2 separate regions of the Homo sapiens genome follow, and region 1 is linked to region 2. A link is a loop called in an ENCODE intact Hi-C map of the cell type or tissue named here. Cell type or tissue: OCI-LY7. All regions are shown on one strand. Links, peaks and the distances in the headings refer to the core of each region. The heading gives the core; the rest is flanking DNA. Region 1 overlaps CC2D2B (coiled-coil and C2 domain containing 2B). Region 2 overlaps BLNK (B cell linker).

Region 1 (9,500 bases), core at 734-8,733, 190 kb before region 2:
TCTTGTATATATAATACACCTTCTTGCTGTTTCCTCATATGGTAAAAGAAGTAAGGTAGGTTTTGCTTTGTTTTTAGTAGAATTAGGAGATAAACAGATAATAAAGCATAGTTAAATATAAGCCAAGGTTTAAAATGTGGAGTACCTATGTAAAATAATCAATTTAGTAATACATAGTCTACAATAAAACTGGACTAAACCCTGCAGCCCATGCTCAAATCCTAGTTTAACTACTCAGTAGCTTTGACCTAGGGCAAGTGACCGAATCTCTCTATACCCTCTACTCCATTAGAAAACAGGAATTTTTTTAAAAAAGTTATCATTTTATCATTGTCTTGAGGATTATGTGAGTTAATAATTACCATGGCACCCAACACCTAGTAAGTATTTAGTAAATGCTATCTATTTTTTTTCTTCTATGTGCCAGGCATTATGCTGGACACTGGAGTTATAGTAGTACACAGGACAGATACAGTCTTGTACATCTGCAGAGATTATGGGTTAGTTAGAGAGAGACCAGAAAACAGGTAATTGCAACATATTTTATTAAGTAAGCTCAAGGAAGGACAGTGTGCTACACAACTACATGGGAAGAGCGTGTGAACAGATTTAAGGATCAGGAAAATCCTCCTGAGCTAAGCAATTACAGTGTGAAAGAATGGTTGTCATCTATGTATTATTAAACAGGTAATTTTCCATGGGACCATGTTCCACAATCCTTTAATCCCATCACATAGTAGTCACTTAATAAACATAAACTGAATCGATGTTGAATAAATTGTTCTGAAATTCTCACTTAAATCCCCCATATGTAGAATCAAGTAATTTTCTCACCAGCAGTTTGCTCTCTAGAAAGTTTGTGGAATGTTACATGTGCAGGCTTTGGACTCAGACCTGGTTGTGCTCCTATCTGTAAAGTAAGGATTATAGTAATACCTACCTCATAGGGTTGTTTGAGGATTAAATATGTATGTGAAGCATTTAGCTGTACCTAGAACATAATTTGGCACCCACAGACAACTATTATAGTATTTTATGAGTACTATTTCTTTGAGGCTTTTGTGATCTTTTTGCATACAGTAATTCCAGATTACCCAGTTGTAATGTGGGTTTATGTGCTGTTCTGTCTTTGATCCAGGTCACGGGATTTCCCATCCAGATGCCATACATTGATGTACAGTCAATTATTGATGCTGTTTATCAAACTGGAATTCACTCTGCTGAATTTCCCCAGACAGAATTTGCTTTAGCTGTATACATTCACCCATACCCAAACAACATATTATCTGTGTGGGTCTATTTGGCTTCCTTAGTTCAACATCAATGAAAAGGAAGCAGAGCAAAGTAAAAGATTGTACTATAGTCCTCTAGTACCAACAAAAACTTTTCTGGTACCTTGAGATTTTGCTGTTTATTCTCAAGTCCAGCTAAGTGCTGGGCCCAATTTTTGATTCACTTACAGAGCTGGGCACTATGGAGACTCGCACCCCTGAGTGAGTCTTTGAGGAGGAGTCTAGATGAGCTTCTCACCAGAGACCTCTCCAGGAAGGACCTTTGGATAGTCTGGCTTTCTTGGGTCACTGTCTGCAGTAGGTCTTATTCTGGGAAAGAAGCAATTTTGGCCTCTTCTCCTAAGACCAATGTTTCTCAAATTGTAGAATTCACACCACCTCCATTTGAATCATCTGGAGAGCCTTGTTGAAAATGCAGATTACTAGATCCTCCTCAAGACCCACTGAATCAGCACCTCTGGGAGTGAAGCTACAGACTCTGCATTATTTTCAACAAGCTCCCCAGATAATTCTGATGCACTGTTATGAGGGAGAGCCCAGCCTTATAGAATGTTGTCACTACTAAACTAAGGCTGGTACGTTTGATGCTGGGTCTGATACAATTTCAGATGGAAGCTGCTCGAGTGGAAAACTAAGGTCATTGCCTCTCATGGATAAAATGTTATTTCACTGGTAAAGAAAAATAAAATAAAATCTACCATGTTGGGCTGATGTTGGCTTCTGGAAGCTTCTCAAAAGTTTGCACTTTGGATGCTACTGACATGAAATTCTTACAGCTCCATGTATTTGGAAGGAACTCCCAGGAAACTCTAATTTCTCCCAATTCTGTGAGGGAGGAAATGGTCTTGACAAATCTCAGGACTCTTTTTTTCCTTAGTGAGCAGCCCCCAACTCTGCCTCTGGCACTTTTTGCTGCTTTTCTTTCTTAGTAGTGGCTTATCTAGATCCTAAGAGCCCCTCAAGAAAGACTGGACAGGGGTCTAAGTAGGAAGCACTATACTTTCTTCTAGTTTATTGTTTTGTCCTTCATTAAAAGAAATGTGTTTATATAATTTACTTACATATGACAAAATAACTTATCAAAAAGAAATAATCAAGGAGTATGGATTTCCAAAGGTTGACCAGAGCAGTTTTGTATGAGGTAAAGATAAAAGAACATTCACCTCTCCCATTGAAGAACCACTGAGGTTTCTTGGTTCACTCCCACAAGCAGAGAGCAGAGACCCCAAATGTATCTGCAGGGAATACCCAATCTGTATCTGTTTCCTAAATGTGCATGGGCTGGTGCCAGAAAAGGCCTCACTTATTTGTGGTGATGTTAGTCTTGGACCAAGCTTGAGATTACTAGAAGAGGCAAAGTAGGGACATGGGTGAAGGAATGTTTTTTTCTCCCAGGTTAAAACCTAACTGTATGTGTCTTGTGGCATGCATAAGAAAACTGATCAGAATTTTTACTTTTATTTGAATGTTTTTGTTTAAATTTAATGTGAAGTTTTATTATTAAACAAGTCCCCCACTTTGATTGATTTAGCACAAAATGATGCTGATGGAAAGATGAGGATGCCAAAGACAGACTGAATTCATGCAACTCATTTCTGTACAGCTTTGAATATTTACATAGCTATTTTATTTGTTGTTCAGGGTTTTTAGAATTGATAGACTGCTTAAGAGTAGGGTAGCAAGTGTTCATAGGAAAGCATGGAGGACCTTTTTATATTGTATCCTTTTTACATGAGTGTTACTTTTTCAATTAAATTTTTTCCTGAAAATCATGAAATTATCTGTAATGAATCTTTTTTTCATGAAAACATTTGAAAAATACATGATTTTAAGTGGAATGTATAATTGCAAAGTTCTTTATATCATTCCATAAATAATTACAGGGCATCCATTACATGCCAGATACTGTGTATTATCTATTTAATAATGTGCTGGAGCACAGTGGTGAAAAGACAAAGACTCTACCAGTGTGAGTCTTACATTTTTAAAGGGGAAACAAACCACAGCAAGTAAGTGAGAAGATTTCAGGGTGTGATGAGTGCTCTAAAGGAAACAAATAGGATGGGATGATAGAGAAGGACTTTGGTGGGGATGAAGGGTATAAGCAGAGCAGTCAGGGAAGGCCTAAGGAGATAACATTTAAGCTGATATTTTAAAAATGATTTAACATTAGAATTGCATTCAGTTGCGTGTAACAGAAACCTAACCACAGTAGCTTAACCAAATAGGGATTATTTTTCACATGTCTCCAAGTCCAGAGGAGGCAGTCCAAGTTTGGTGCAAGAGGCCTACTAACTTCATCCAATTTCTTTGCGATCTCTAAAGAGACTTCTATTTTCTAGCCCAGTGGCTTTCAAATTTCAGCAGGTATAAAAATCACCTGAAGGGCTTGTTGAAACACAGATTGCTGGGCCCCACCCCCAGGGTTTCTGATTCAGAAATTATCAGGGTGATGCCTGATAATTTGCACATGTAAGTTCCCTGGTGATGCTGAGACGGCTGATCTGGGGACCACACTTTGAGAACCTCAGTTCTAGCTTCACAACCATTTTCATGGCTTAAAAATGTAGAAAAGGAAGGGGAAGACAGACGATGCCAACTGGTTCCATTCTTTTAAGAAAGCTTGCCAAGAAGCCATGCCAGTAACTTCTACTTATATCCCTTTGGCCAGAACTGTATCACTCCTAGCCATAAGGGAGCCTGGGAGATCAAGTATTTTAAATGGACATATTGCTCTCCCAACTAAAGTCAGTATCCTATTGGTAAGGAAGGAGGAGAGGGTGGCTGTTGGGTAGGCAAATCAGAGTCTGCCACAGATGAGAGGAAGCCAGTCATGCAAAGACCAGTGGCAAAAAGCATTTGAGGTAGAGGGAACTGCAACTGTGAAGTCCTTCTGTCCAAAAAGAGACTTGCCTGGGGAAGGGAGAGTAGTAGCACATAAGTCTGGAGAGGTAGATAGGACCAGATCACGTAGGTCTTGGTAAAGAGTTTGGATTTTATTTACAGTGCAACAGGAAATCATTGAAAAGTTTTAAGCAACTGAATAAAATAATATTTTTCTTTTTTATATTTGAAATTACTTTAAAAACTATTTTTTACAGATACTCATTATTTTATATAAGTGCATAAATGTCATCATGTTTTTTGAAATGCAGGTTTTTTCTTTTTTTCGCTTGAGTCTCTGTCCACTGCTCTCCTCTCCCCACCCACATTGTTCACTTCTTCTACCTTCTTACCAACCATGTTGCATGTATCCTTTCACTTCACCAACATTCTCAAATATTCATATGCCAACACACACACACATGCACATATATGCATCTGTTACTGTCTTAGAAAAATGAGATGACATATGTTTTTCTGCATATTGTTTTTTTCCTTCAAAAATAGTAAAACACCTCCAAGTGAACTATTCATGTTTCCTAAAGGATGCATAACATTCTACAGTGTGGGCAGGACCACTGCATACACTTAAGGAGGTTATGCACCACATGACTCGAAAGTTTATGTGCAAGGACCCCTAGAGTTGTGTAGTATGTAGAAACCTTGGTTGTAAATGTTATTTATTACAGCTTATTCAAACCATTCCCCTACTGATGGGAATTTCTTTTAGTCCATTTGGTTGACATGTTGTTTATTTTTCCTATATCCTTGCTACTTTTGTGTCTATGAGTTCTATTACTGAAAGAGGAGTGTTGAAGTTACCAACTGTAATTATAAGTTTCTCTATGTCTTTTTTTTTGAGAAGGAGTCTCATTCTGCCACTCAGGTTGGAGTTCAGTGGCACAATCTCAACTCACTGCAACCTCCACCTCCAAGGTTTAAGCGATTCTCCTGCCTCAGCCTCCTGAGTAGCTGGGATTACAGGCGCCTGCCACAATGCCTGGCTGATTTTTGTACTTTTAGTAGAGATGAGGTTTCACCATGTTGGCCAGGGAGTTTATTTCTTCTTTCAGTTTTGTTAGTTTTTGTTTAATGTATTTTAAGTTCTATTGTTAGATGGACACACATTTAGGATTTATGTCTCCTTAATGAATTAACTCTTTTATCATTATACAATGTCCCTCTTTAGTCTCAGTAATTTTCTTTGCTCTGAAGTCTGTTTTGTCTGATGTTAATGTAGCTACTCCAGCTTTCTTTTGATTAGGGTTTGTGTGGTATACATATTTTCATTTTTTTATTTTTAACATACCTATATAATTATAGTTGAAATGAGTTTCTTGTAGACAGCATATACCTGAGTTACGGTTTTTGTTTTGTTTTGAGATGAAGTCTCGCTCTGTCGCCAGGCTGGAGTGCAGTGGTGCAATTTCGGCTCACTGCAACCTCCGACTCCTGGGTTCAAGCAATTCTCCTGCCTCAGCCTCCCAAGTACCTGGGATTACAGGTGTGCACCACCATGCCCAGCTGATTTTTTGTATTTTTAGTAGAGCTGGGGTTTCACCATGTTGACCAGGATGGTCTTGATCTCCTGACCTCATGATCTGCCCACCTCAGGCTCCCAAAGTGCTGGGATTACAGGCGTGAGCCACCATGCCTGGCCTATGATATTTTTTATACCCTCTGATAATCTTTTTTAATTGGTGTGTTTAGACAATTTACACTTAATGTAATTGTTGGTATGTTTGGACTTAGGTCTATCATTTCATTATTTGCATTTCATTTGCTCTGTTTCAGTTCCACTGTTTCCTCTTTCCTGCTTTCTCAGGTTATTTGAACATTTCTTAGTATTTCATTTTAATGTATCTATTATATTTTTGACTATATGTTTTTGTATATATTTTTTAAGTTTTTCTAGGGATTATCCTAATACACATTTAACTTTTCACAGCCTACACAGAATCTACTTTTTACCACTTTTAAGTGGAATGTAGAAATCTTACCACATATTCTTTTGTACTTCTGCCTTTATGGTATAATTGTCTAATATATTGTATCTGTTGAAGTATATGCTGAAAACACTAGAAGACAATGTTCACATTTTTGCTTTTAACCATCAAATGTATTTTAAAGAACTCAAGTGGAAAAGAATGTTTACCCAAACATTTATCACTCTGTTGTTCTTCCTTCATTCCTGATGTGCTAAGTTTCCTTCTGGTATTATTTCCCTTCTGTTTAAAAAATGTCCTTTAGCAATTCTTTTAGAGCAGGTTTACTGACAACAAGTCTTTGTTTTCTTTCATCTTCAAATGTCTTTAATTTCATTTCTGAATGATATTTTTGCAGGATTAGAATTCTGGGCCTGACAGTTCTTTTCTCTCAGGACTTAAAAACAAATTTCAACCTTTATTTTAGATTAAGGGGGCATATGTGTAGGTTTGTTACATGGATATATTGAATGATGCTGAGGTTGCAGATATGAATGAGCCCATCACTCAGGTAGTGAGGATAGTAACCAACAGTTAGTTTTTCAGTCCTTCCCCCCTTCTCTCCCTCCCTGCTCTAGTAGTACCCAGTGTCTATTGTTGCCATCTTTATGTCCATGAGTACCCAATGTTTTGCTCCCACTTGTGAGAATGTGATATTTGATTTTCTGTTCCTGCATTAATTCACTTAGGATAATGGTCTCCAGCTACAACCATGTTGCTGCAGAGGACATGATTTCATTCTTTTCTGTGGCACCTCAGCATTTAAAAAATTTTGTTCTATTTCTCTCTGGTCTTCTTGGTTTCTGGTGAGAGACCCACCATACGTTGAATTTTTCATTCTTCCCCTATAAGTAATGTTTTGTTTCTCTCTGGTTGTTTTCAATTTTTTTCTCTAGTTTTTTAGAAGGGTTTTTTGTGTGTGTGTTTGTTTTTGAGACAGAGTCTTGCTCTGTCACCCAGGATGGAGTGCAATGGCTTAATCTTGGCTCACTGCAACCTCCACCTCCTACGTTCCAGCAGTTCTTCTGCCTCAGCCTCCCAAGTAGCTGGGATAACAGGTGCACCTCACCACGCCCAGCTAATTTTTGTATTTTTAGTAGAGATGGGGTTTCACCATGTTGTCCAGGCTGGTCTCAAACTCCTGGCCTCAAGTGATCCACTCACCTTGGTCTCCCAAAGTGCTGGTATTACAGGTTTGAGCGACTGTGCCCAGCCTAGTTTTTAGCAGTTTTATTATGTGTGTGGGTATAGATTTCTTTGGGTTTATCCTTGTTAGCATCACCTGAGTTTCTGAATCTGTTTTTGTCTTTTCTCAAATTAGAGGAATTTTCAGCCATTATTCTCCCAAATATTTCTGTACCATATTCTTTCTCCTTTCCTTCAGAGACTCCAATGACATAAGCATTAGACCACTGGGTATTATCCCACAGGTCTCCAAGTCTCTGTTCATTTGTTTCCAACTTTTTTTCAGGTTGTACTATTTCTATTGATCTACCTTGAAGTTCACTGACTACTCTGACATCTCCATTCTCCTAATGAGCCCATCCCATGAGTGTTTTTAAGTTTTGTTTTTTTCTATCTTTTTAGTTATAAATTTTCCATCTAATTTCTTCTTTATGTATTCTATTTATTTGCTGAAACTTCTTATCTTTCCATTCATTTCAAGAAAGTTTTCTCTTCTTGGAGCATTACTATAATAGCTATTTTAAAGTCTTGTCAAATAATTCTCTGTCATCTTAGTGTTAGTGTTTGTTGATTGTCTTTCCCATGAGAATTGAGATTTGTTTTTGTTCTTCATAGGCTGAGTAATTTGGGTTGTATCCAGGGCAATTTGAATATGCTGTATGTTAGGAGATCTACGTCTTACTTAAATCTTTTGGAGAATGTTGATGTTTTTTGTTGTAGCCGGGAACCAATCTGGTTGAGTTCAGGCTGCAAGTTCTGGCTAGCCTTTTGTGGGTTGTGGTTTCGATGTCAGGTCCATTTTCAAAGTCTTTCTGTGCTACTCAGATCTGTCACATATGTGTGCTGCTTAGTGGCCAGCCACTGCTCTGGGCAGTTCTGAGTTTTTAGTCTTTTCAGAGTGGATCTATGTATGCACAACTCAGAGGTAAGCCCAGTTGTTCATAAGCACTTTGTGGGATCATTTTCCAAAGCTGCTCCTCCCTCTCCACAGTCTCCCCAGTACTTTTCAGTTCCCTGGGCCTCCCTTTTTCAGTTCTCCAGCCATAAAGCTGTGGTTTTTAGTTACACCTCTTTGCCCACACTTCCCATTATTGTACCTCCATCCAGAGTAAGGCAGTGGGAAGACAAAGGAAAACAAACAACCACAGCTGTTCTGATCAGATAAGAGGCTTTCCTTTCCTAAGTTTTCGGCACCTGTTGGCCCCTATTACCACTGTTGTGGCTACCACCAATCTGCTGAAGAATGCCTGGGGGCTACAGCAGGAGAGAGAGAAAAGAAAGAAAAAATAAATAAATGGGAATTGCCTCACTCTGATCATTAGGAGACTCCTTTGCTGTTCCTTATAACAAAAGGGATTCTCCTAGGGCTCTCCCTTTCTGTGCCCTGGTGCCCATTTCTAGATTTCAGGCTTCCTGAATCCAAGCTGGGGAATCCTGGAGGAAGAAGGGGTAACTCACCACCAGTTTGGTGATATTTCAAATTAAGGTCTTCCTCCCCACTTGCCTGCTACTATTTACTTTACATTGTCTTCAAATAGCTGCTCATGCAGTCTGTCCAGATTTTATAGTTACATTCGGTGGGAGAGACAGGGTGAAGCTGGCTTAATCCATTGTGTTAGGGTTCTCCAGAGAAACAGAACCAACAGAATGTGCATGTGCATATGTGTGTATTTACCTATCTATCTGCATATATATGTGTGTATATGCATATACACAGAGATACAGATATATAAACTAAGGAATTATATCTATATCTATAGTTATATATCTATATCTTACATGATCATAAAGGCTGAGGAGTCCCAAGATCTGCTGTCAGGAGCTGGAGACCAGGAGAGTTGACAGGTAATTCCAGTCTGAAAACCGGCAGGCTCAAGATGCAAGAAGAGCTGATGTTTCAGTTTGAGTCTGAAGGCCAGGAAAGACCTATGTCCCAGCTCAAATAAGTTGGGCAGCAGGAATTCTCTCTTCCTCGACAAAGGGTCAATCTTTTTATTCTATTCAGGCCTTAAACTGATTGGATGAGGACCACTCACATTAGGGAGGGCAATCCACTTTACTTACTCCATGATTCAAATGTTTATCACATCCAAAAACACTCTCACAGACACACCCAGAATAATATTTGACCAAATATCTGGCACCCAATCTTGGC
Region 2 (9,500 bases), core at 458-8,457:
ATATCACCTGTGCCATGTGAGAGAGGCGTTAGGCGGCCTCAAGTCTACCCAGTGATTCAGTGAGCTGAGCATAGATTCAGACTGATGTGTTTTAGGAAAATCTTGGCATAGGAATAACCTGGCATGTTCTTCATACTGGGAACAGCACAGGTGCTAGCACTGGCCTCTGGATTGCATCACTGGCCTCTTGCTGCTGCTTCCTGTGACAGCCCCACCTCGCCCGGTGCAGCTGTCCTTGCCTGTTAGGCCCTCGCCTCTATGCTCCTGGTGCCTGCCCCTGCCCTCAGCCCTCACTCCTTGTTGAAGGTATGTGGTTAACTTCACCTCCGCTGCCTCCTCAGAAGCCTCTTTCTGGTGGTGTGGCTGTACTCAGGCATGAGGGCATCCTTCCTTCTGTGCCTATAACTCTTGTCAGTTTTATTTGCAGCTCCTGGAGTTTACTCAGATTTCTGAGTAAACAAATATTTAATGTAATATTTAAGCCCATCAGAAGTAGCAAAACACAGGAGACAGGCTTTGAAGAGTGTGATTTTTTTTTTTTTTTTTGAGACAGAGTTTCACTCTTGTTGCCCAGGCTGGAGTGCAGTGGTGCGATCTTGGCTCACTGCAACCTCCGCCTCCCGGGTTCAAGTGATTCTACTGCCTCAGCCTCCCTAGTAGCTGGGATTACTGGCATGCACCACCATGCCCGGCTAATTTTTTTGTATTTTTAATAGAGACGGGGTTCTGCCATGTTGGCCAGGCTGGTCTTGAACTCCTGACGTCAGGTGATCCATCCACTGTGGCCTCCCAAAGTGCTGGGATTACAGGTGTGAGCCACCGCGCTTGGCCAAGAGTGTGTTCTTGAGTGAGCCACTTAACCACCCTGAATTGCAGTAGCCCTTTCCTCCCCAGGGTTGCTGTGATGATTGAAAAAGATCATTCACCAAGTATGGTGGGTGGTGCACAGAGCCGAGTTGTGATGAGCTGGGCTTCGGAAGCTGAGAGCCCTGGCTTGTATCCCAGCTCCATCACTTAGAGGATCTTGGCCCAGTCAGTTCACTCCTCTGACCTCTTTCAGGATTATCGAGGAGGTTAAGTAGACCCCCAGGGGAAAGCACTAAACTGTAAATTAGAAGATCTCTGGGAGTATGTGCATCTTGAGTGCAGCTGAATGCTCAGTGCTTAGCATAGTTCTGGTGCATGGCAGGTGCTCAAAAGATCAACTGTGGCAACCCAGTAAGCCCAGCTGGCCTTCACTTTACTTTCATTCAGTGAAGCAAGGAGCAGTGCCTGGTACACTGTAAGGAGGGGGTTAATGGCAGTGAGATATTACATGTAGAGCCGGTCCATACAAATGCTGGCATCGCCATGACCATCACAGACATACTTGCTCTCTGAACCTTTGGGGAACTTAGTCACCTGCCAAGACTGGAACAAAGATGGGCATTAAAATGCATACTTGGGGCCAGGCGCAGTGGCTTATGCCTGTAATCCCAGCACTTTGGGAGGCCGAGGCGGTTGTATCACTTGAGGTCAGGAGTTTGAGACCAGCCTGGCCAACATGAGGAAATCCTGTCTCTACTAAAAATACAAAAGTTAGCCAGGCGTGGTGGTGGGTGCCTGTGGACCCAGCTACTCGGGAGGCTGAGGCAGGAGGCTGGACCCAGGAGGCAGAGGTTGCAGTGAAGCGAGTTCATGCCACTGCACTCCAGCCTGGGTGACAGAGTGAGACTCTGTCGCAAAAAAACAAAACAAAACAAAAAAAAAAACAGACCCAAGCTGTGTCCATTTAACCCATGAGGCTTATTCCAGGCTTGGGGCTCCTGAGCACCTGTATCCCCTGGTAAAACCGCATAGTCTGGACTAGGCATGGGAGGAAGGTGAGGCAGACACTGGGATCCTCGAAGGTCATTGTTTTGTACAGACTTCTTAAGAGAAATCCCAGAACCTTGAGCACACGAAGCCCTAAAAGTGGGACTAATCTCAGGGTTGCTTTCCCTTGGAGTGTTGGGAGGGAGCACAACCATCAGGGTATGCTGGGTTTGTTGTTTGTTTGTTTGTTTGTTTGTTTGTTTATGCCTGCTTTCAATGTTCCCAATCTAGGAAAGACGCCTCTTCCCCTGGAATGGGAAAGCCCTACAGCTTGGGATCCTTTACCTCGGAGCCCAGATCCCCTGCTTGGAGGTGGCGGGAGCGGGCGGCTGGCAGAGGCCCTCAAGCAGCAGCCAGGTTTGTCCCCACCCCGCAATCTTGGACACCCCCACCTCCCCATGGGCCTGGAAGGCCGAGTGCCCAGGTCTGCGGGGGACCTCACCTATATACTCGCCTCTGGCGAAGGGCAGGGCTGGGTGAACCGGCCTGGTTTCCTGCTCTACTGGAGGCGGCTCGTAGCTGTCATCAGCGTTCTCCTCGGCGGGCATCACGTACATCTCTGAGTCCGAGTGCTCATCTGGATTTTCATAGTCGCTGTCCTGCAAGTGCAGATGCAGACACTGTGCTCAGCATCCCCGTCTGTGCTGCCTGGCCGTCAGGACCATTCCTGCCTTGGGAGGCCAGAGCAGTGACAGGAGACAAGGCTTGGAGAGGTTGACTTCAAAAGGCTAGGCAGCCGATAAGAGGCAAAGCTGGGGTTTGAAGCAGGCCTTTCTGCCTCCAAAGTTTATCGTCTCCACCACTGCACTGTCCTTGGGGGACACAGGAACTACTTAACGCTAATGGGAGCTGACACTCTGTAGATCCACAACAAATAACAAGAGGAGATAATAAAACATATTTTTAAAAGATAGGAAAATGGCCCAATAAAATAGAATAACCAATGGGTTTTATCTATTATGAATGCTGATCACTGAAGAGAAAATAGGTTTAATACGAAGAGGGTGAGGAGACACACAGGGCCAGCTAGATATCTTTCAGATGAGATTTTTTAAAAATTTCAAGCAGAATTGGTAAGCTGCAGGGTCAAGGCTTCAAATGGACTCAGGGTTTGCTCTCTTTTTTTTCTTTTTTTTTTTTTCCTGTTTTTGAGATGGAGTCTCACTCTGTTGCCCAGACTGGAGTGCAGTGGCGCAATCTCAGCTCACTGCAGCCTCTGCCTCCTGGGTTCCAGCGATTCTCCTGCCCTAGTCTCCCAAGTAGCTGGGATTACAGGCATGCACCACCGTGCCTGGCTAATTTTTTTTTGAAACCGAGTCTTGCTTTGTCGCCCAGGCTAGAGTGCAGTGGCAGGATCTCAGCTCACTGCAACCTCTACTTCCTGGGTTCAAGTTATTCTCCTGTCTCAGTCTCTGGAGTAGCTGGGATTACAAATTGCACCACCACGCCCAGCTAATTTTTGTATTTTTAGTAAAGCTGGGGTTTCACCATGTTGGCCAGGCTGGTCTCAAACTCCTGACCTCAGGTGATCTGCCAGCCTCGGCCTCCCAAAGCGCTGAGATTACAGGCATGAGCCACTGCGCCTGGCCTGTTTTTTTAAAATCCACATTTCATTTAAGTCCACACTGAAAATACATTGTCACGGTCTGAAGTCCAAATGGCTTAGAAGGATATAAAGTGCAGTCTCCTTCTCAGCCTCTCTGCTTCTCACCGCAGAGGCAGAAAGAGTCACTAGGTTTCTTGTGCATGTTTTTCAGAGGTAGTTTATGTATATACCGTTTGTACATATATTCATGTGGAGGAAATATTTGACTCAGGACATAAGAGGTCCTCTGGCCTCTGTGTCCACCGCCCTCACACTCTGCCTATCACATTGCATGATCTGTACATGACTTTCCACTTGCTCTTTGGCCTGTCGCCTTTCATAAGCAATTTTATATAGCAGGATTTTTTTTCCTGTTGGTCTTTAAAAAAAAAGAATTGTAGGGGTACATAGTAGGTATATATATATATGGGGTATATGAGATATTTTGAAACAGGCATACAACGTGTAGTAATAACATCTGGGTAAATGGGGTATCCATCACTCAAGCATTCATTTTTTGTGTGTGTTATAAACATTCCAATTATATTCTTTTAGTTATTTTTAAATGCACAATAAATTATTGTTGACTGTAGTTACCCTGTTGTCAAACACTAGGTCTTATTCATCCTAACTATATTTTTGCACCCATTAACTGTCCCTGTTTCCCTCCCCCCACCTGCTGCCCCCTCGACCACCCTTCCCAGCCTCTGGTAAACATCATTCTACTGTCCGTCTTTATGAGTTCAAGTGTTTTAATTTTTAGCTCCTACAAATGAATGAGAACATATAGCAGGATTTTTGTTTAAAATCAAGAAATTCTGGAGGCTTTATTAACAAGCCTGGATTTCATTCTGCGTGCAGTGGGGATCCATCTACTGAAGTCAAAAGAGCTGTGAGTGAATGCTTACTCAGTCTTTAGTACAGCTGGTATCTTCATTTTGGTTGTCTGATTTTGGGGCAAGTAATTCCTTCCTCTCCAGGCTGATTTTATTTTGTGCTTTCTAAGTTCCCTTGTGTGCTCTTTTTCATCCAGCCAGCTTGCTCAGTTTTCTTCTCTTACCTCTGCATGTGGACCAAGCAATTTCTTTGCTTTACATGTGGCTGTGTGTGTGTGTGTGTGTGTGTGTGTGTGTGTTCGTGTGTGCACGCGCGTGCGCAGCCAGCAGGGGGCGCAGCTGCAGTGCATCTCAGGGAGCTGCGGCTGCTGGGCCCCAGGAGGAGCTCCATGACCAAGAGATGGGCAGAAAAGTCACCCCTTCCCCTCATTTTTCTTTTCTTTTTCTGCAGTTGAAGAAGGAGGAACTCCTGTCTTCTGAGACTCTGTATAAACTCCAGGTAGTGTGCACAGCCCAGGGCTGGGCACAGGACTGGAGGTCTGAGTCCTGGGTTCTCATTCCACTGAACTGGGTGATTTTCATTCTCTTGGCCTCAGTTTTCTTATCTGTGAAATGGGTATGTGGTTGTATGGAAGGCTTCTTGGATCCCTTCCAGATCTAAAACTCACAGGTTGGAGCAGGCTAACATTCTGGATGAATTTGATATAAGTGAGGAATAATTATTGTGAAGAAAAGTTTTTAGGATGTCAGGCCTTGCACATTTCAGAGCTACCTCAAAGAGATAATTCTGATACAACATCCCCAGTGTCATCATGGCCAGGTCCCTCTCTCTGTGGCTCCGGAGCTCTGCTAATGTTCTCTTGATCACAGCAAGCACCTTGGTGGCAAAGAGCCTGGTCCTGAGATCTGAGGGCCTGGGTCTGAATTGTGGAACTGCAAGTGACTGAAACTTTCTAGACCTTGGTCCTGGAGGCCCCCTGATGTGCCAGACACTTATTCTTTAGTTGTTGGTTCGTTTAGGGCTCCTGGGCAGGGGTCAGGCAGTGATGGGCACTGGGGAGTTTAGGGCAGAGGCATTTGCTAACTGATATGGAAACATTTAAACATTTTTACACCTGTTTTGGATGTGCTGGTGAGTACTCTGAACACCAGCACTGAAGTTGGGCATAAGAACACCTACCTCAAAGGTTTAAATGAGGTTATGTGTGGAAAGCTCTTAGCCAGGCGCACACTGAGTGCCAGTCAAGTCAGCTGGTATGCAGTATGCCTTGCCTGTAGGTGACCTTTCCAAGTCTTCCCTCTTGGGACGTGCGGCTGACCACCAGCATGTAATTCAGAAATAAGATCTTCAAAAGGCCTCCCATGGGACCCTGATGCCCTCCTGGTCCCAGGAGCAAATACTTACAAAGTCATCGGACCACTGCTCCTCTTCGTCAGCAGGGCTCTCTGCAACAGCAGGGGAGAAGCAGAAGGCACAAGTGTGAGCCTCAGCTGGCCAGCCCCAGCCCATCCACACACATTTCGCACCTGCCTTCCCTTCCCTTTGGGCTTTCTGGTGCCATATACTTGACCTTGGGTTAGTTACTACAATCATATGTTCACTTGCTTTTGACTTTTTAAAAAATATTAATTCTCAAAGCATAGAGAGAAGTCCCACTGGGCAGAGCAATGTGCGTCTGATCCATGTGTGGGCTTTGTTAAGGGACATTTCTGGGTCCCCCAGTAGAGACCTACAATTCATACTATGTGGCTTCTAAGGACTTCAGAGGATGGCGTAGTAGGAACAGCACAGGACAGGGAATCAGACAGACCTAAGTTCTTATCCAGGCTCTGTTCCGAATGCGTTGGAGTGTGGGCAAGACCTCTAACATCTCTGAGCCTCGGTTTCCAGATCTATACAATGAGGGGATCATTTCTGTGATCATCTCTGGCTCTAACTTTGACTTTTCTTGTTAAAAAAAAATTATCCAATGTCTTAGTATGTGCCAGGCAATATTATCAGAGCTTTGCCGTCTTTTAGCCCTCTCAAAGACGCTGTGAGGGGCTGGGCGTTGGGGCTTATGCCTGTAATCCCAGCACTGTAGTCCCAGCACTTTGAGAGGCCAAGGCAGGAGGGTTGCTTGAGCCCAGGAGTTCAAGACCAGTCTGGACAACATGGCAAGGCCCCATCTCTACAAAAAATAAAATAATTAGCTGGGTGTGGTGGTCCATATCTGTAGTTCCAGCTACTTAGCAGGCTGAGATGGGAGGATTGCTTGAGCCCAGGGGGTCGAGGCTGCAGTGAGCTGTGATTGTGCCATTGCACTCTAGCTGGGATGACAGAGTAAGACCCTGTCTCAAAAAAAAAAAAAAAAAAAAAAATCACCTAAACCTTGTGAGGAAACTGAGGCCTAGAGCAGATAAGTCACATGCCCAAGGTCAGATAGTGTAATAAATGGCAGAGCCAGGAGTTGAACCCTACAGGTTGCCTTCCACGGGCATGCGCTGAGCCCCCACATGGTGCTGCCTCGCTCCAGGGGCAGGAGGTGCCGTCCTGGGCTCTGCATGGGCATAGAAAAATGGATATGACAGGTTGTGGCCCTTAAGTAGTTTATGAGCTTGTAGAATAAAATAAGTCTGAATTATGACAGCCCAGGCGAATATTTGACCCCTTTCCCTCCAAAACACATTTAGAGTATGAGAAACTTAGCATCTAGCCTATCACATAAACTGACCTTAGAGGTTAAATGGGATTCACTCTGCTGTGTAGGAATCAAGCAGACACAGGCCCATGTGGCAGAGTGGCTCCATGACAGCACCACAGAGGGTCCCAGCTCCCTCCTGCCCCGCTGAGCAGCCACTGCCACAGAGGATCCAGTGGATGTTCCTAAATTTCCCAGAACCTCAACAGAACCTTTTCTAGTTTTATTTTTATGTTTTTGCTATTCCCCGCTGAGTAGCCACTGCCACAGAGGACCCAGTGGATGTTCCTAAATTTCCCAGAACCTCAACAGAACATTTTCTAGTTTTATTTTTATGTTTTTGCTATTTCTACCCCTGCCACAGCAGACCACCGGACTCCAGAGAGTCAAACATTTGGGGTCTCCAGAGGCACCAGCAAGGAATTGCAGAGGTGAAATGGGGTCAGGAAGGATACTGTGGGATCGGAGTGGCCACATTTTAAGCAATGGCGGCAGCAGCACCCTCTTTTGGGAAAAACATGATAGGTGCTAAGAAAGAGCCTCACTCTACAAGCCAAACATGGGTCACACTTTGACGTGAACAGAAAAGAATTCTTACATTATTCTTTGGGTTGACTAATGCTGAATTAGAGTGTACTGCAATCACTGGGGTTGGCCAAGAAACTCTAGAAGATTGGGTGAATAAATCCTCTTCCCAATATGATTACCTGGCACAATGGGGGAGTATGTTTCTTTTTCTTTTCTAGTCTTTTTTTTTTTTTTTGAGACAGAGTCTCACTGTGTTGCCCAGGTGGGAGTGCAGTGGCACAATCATGGCTTACTGCAGCCTCAACCTCCTTGGTGCAAGCGATCCTGCTACCTCAGCCTCCTGAGTAACTGGCACGTGCCACCATGCCCAGCTAACTTTTGTATTTTTTGTAGAGATGGGGTTTTGCCATGTTGCCCAGGCTGGTCTTGAACTCCTGGGTTCAAATGACTCACCTGCCTCTGCCTTCAAAAGTGCTGGGATTACAGGCATAAGCCACTGCATCTGGTCAATGTGTTTCTAATACCTTAAGTCTGGGGATCACTGAAGATCAACACTTAAGATGGCAAGAGTTTTTGTAACAACCATTTAAATAGAAACCCTTATAAAATGCCTTTATGAAACCCACTTCCCTGCCTGGATAACTGCATTTGCTCCACCCTTTCTCAGTGAGTGGGGGCCTATTTTATGATCAGTCACTGGTGAAAGTAGTGCATTAGCCATCTAACTAGTGTCCCTGTCTCCATTATCTTTCTTCTCCAATCCATCCATCCTACCGTTTGTAGTTATTTTATTAAAATAAAGTTTGGATTATGCTGTTCCTTTCCTTAAGAGTCATCAGTGACTCCCTATGGAATCAAGTAGAGGTTCTGTGGCAACACATTCCAATGCCTCTGCCTTCTGTCCCACCACCGACTTCTTGCGGCAGGCTCCCACGCTCACTAACAGTAACACCAGACAGCTTCCTCCTCCCGTTGTGCACTTTGCTGATTCTCTGCTCTGCTCGTGCCGTTCCTGCAGCCCATCTTCTTTCTTCCATGGAAATCCCTATCACTCCTCCTCCACAAAGTCTACCACAGTCTCTTGTCATAATCAATCACTTCTTTTTCTGGGCCCTCTTGGAAGCTGGTGGCACCGTGATGTCACATGTACTTCGTTCTGTCCTGTGCTGTGATTAAGTTGTTCATGTCTCTCTGTACTGAAAATAAGGCCTATCTAATTTATCTTTGCATCTGGACAGAATTTTGCATTTGTAATTAATGTATTAATAAATGTGTGAACTAATAAATGACTCAAACAAAGGAACATTAGGATAGCAACAATAGATTCCATTTACTGAACACTTCCTATGTGCTGGGTGCCAGGCTAAGTGTTATAAAAGTGTATTCTTATAACAGCACTATGTGGTAGGTGTTATTTTTATCTCTATTTTACAGTGGAGAAACTTGGTTTTGAAAGAGGTTGTAAAACCTGCCTGAGGCTACTTGGCTAGTGAGTTTGGGAGCTGGGTTGGAAGCCAGGCTGTGTTGGCTCCTGCAGCTGAAATCTCATCTGAGCCACTTAGCCCTCTGCTGAGCACTTAGATAAAACCTTGGTGAAACGAGAATGACCCAATCCAGACATCTTGGCACATGGAGACAGAAAAGAGAGAAAAGCATCATACAGTATGGGATAGAGGTTGTTTGTTGGTGCCCCATCGATTCCTAGCTAGACTATCTACTTCAGGTCCCAAGTGCAACTCACAGCATCATATTCATAAAGTTACAGTCTTGCAGGCAATTGCCAAGACTAAAAAGCATGGGAGTCCGAGGTATTAGGTCCAAAACAGTAGTCAGTTTTCCAGTATCTCAGGGAGCTTCCCAAAGTGCACAGGTGGTAGTTTAGAGCCAGGCTTTCTAGGTTCAAATCCTGGCTCTGACCTTTACAAGCTGCTTGGTCTTGGACCAATAATTTAATATTGTTTAAAGCTTCATTTCCTCACCCGTAAAGCAAGGATAAGAACAGTGCCTGTATCATAT

The links. Hi-C counts contacts between places; a loop is a spot of excess contacts. Peaks named below come from ENCODE experiments on the same cell type or tissue, not always from the same donor. Only the 100,000 strongest peaks of a DNase experiment are listed, where the experiment ranks them.
Region 1: it touches region 2 in a loop (2.9-fold over the local background); 3 of 110 quality-filtered maps call a loop at or near these places.

What each region holds. Positions count from the first base shown.
Region 1 is chr10:96,030,682-96,040,181 of GRCh38, forward strand. CC2D2B (coiled-coil and C2 domain containing 2B) reads left to right here. Exons shown (of 35, transcript NM_001349008.3): 35 at 1,139-3,064. The coding sequence ends at 1,327. All of the region lies in intron 2 of ENTPD1-AS1 (ENTPD1 antisense RNA 1), which reads right to left. Among named protein-coding and RNA genes, the nearest start is that of CCNJ, 8.2 kb to the right of the region's middle. In OCI-LY7, for the core only: no CTCF peak of the experiment used is centred there; a DNase peak (open chromatin) is centred at 4,140; H3K27ac peaks cover 394 bases.
Region 2 is chr10:96,225,114-96,234,613 of GRCh38, forward strand. BLNK (B cell linker) reads right to left here. Exons shown (of 17, transcript NM_013314.4): 4 at 5,681-5,721; 5 at 2,297-2,453. LOC124902487 (a long non-coding RNA gene) reads right to left here. Exons shown (of 3, transcript XR_007062255.1): 2 at 7,272-9,500; 3 at 6,621-7,168. Among named protein-coding and RNA genes, the nearest start is that of BLNK, 42 kb to the right of the region's middle. RefSeq lists enhancers at 236-736, 4,803-4,862. In OCI-LY7, for the core only: CTCF peaks have their summits at 4,618 (motif pointing right) and 4,837; a DNase peak (open chromatin) is centred at 4,628; H3K27ac peaks cover 3,185 bases.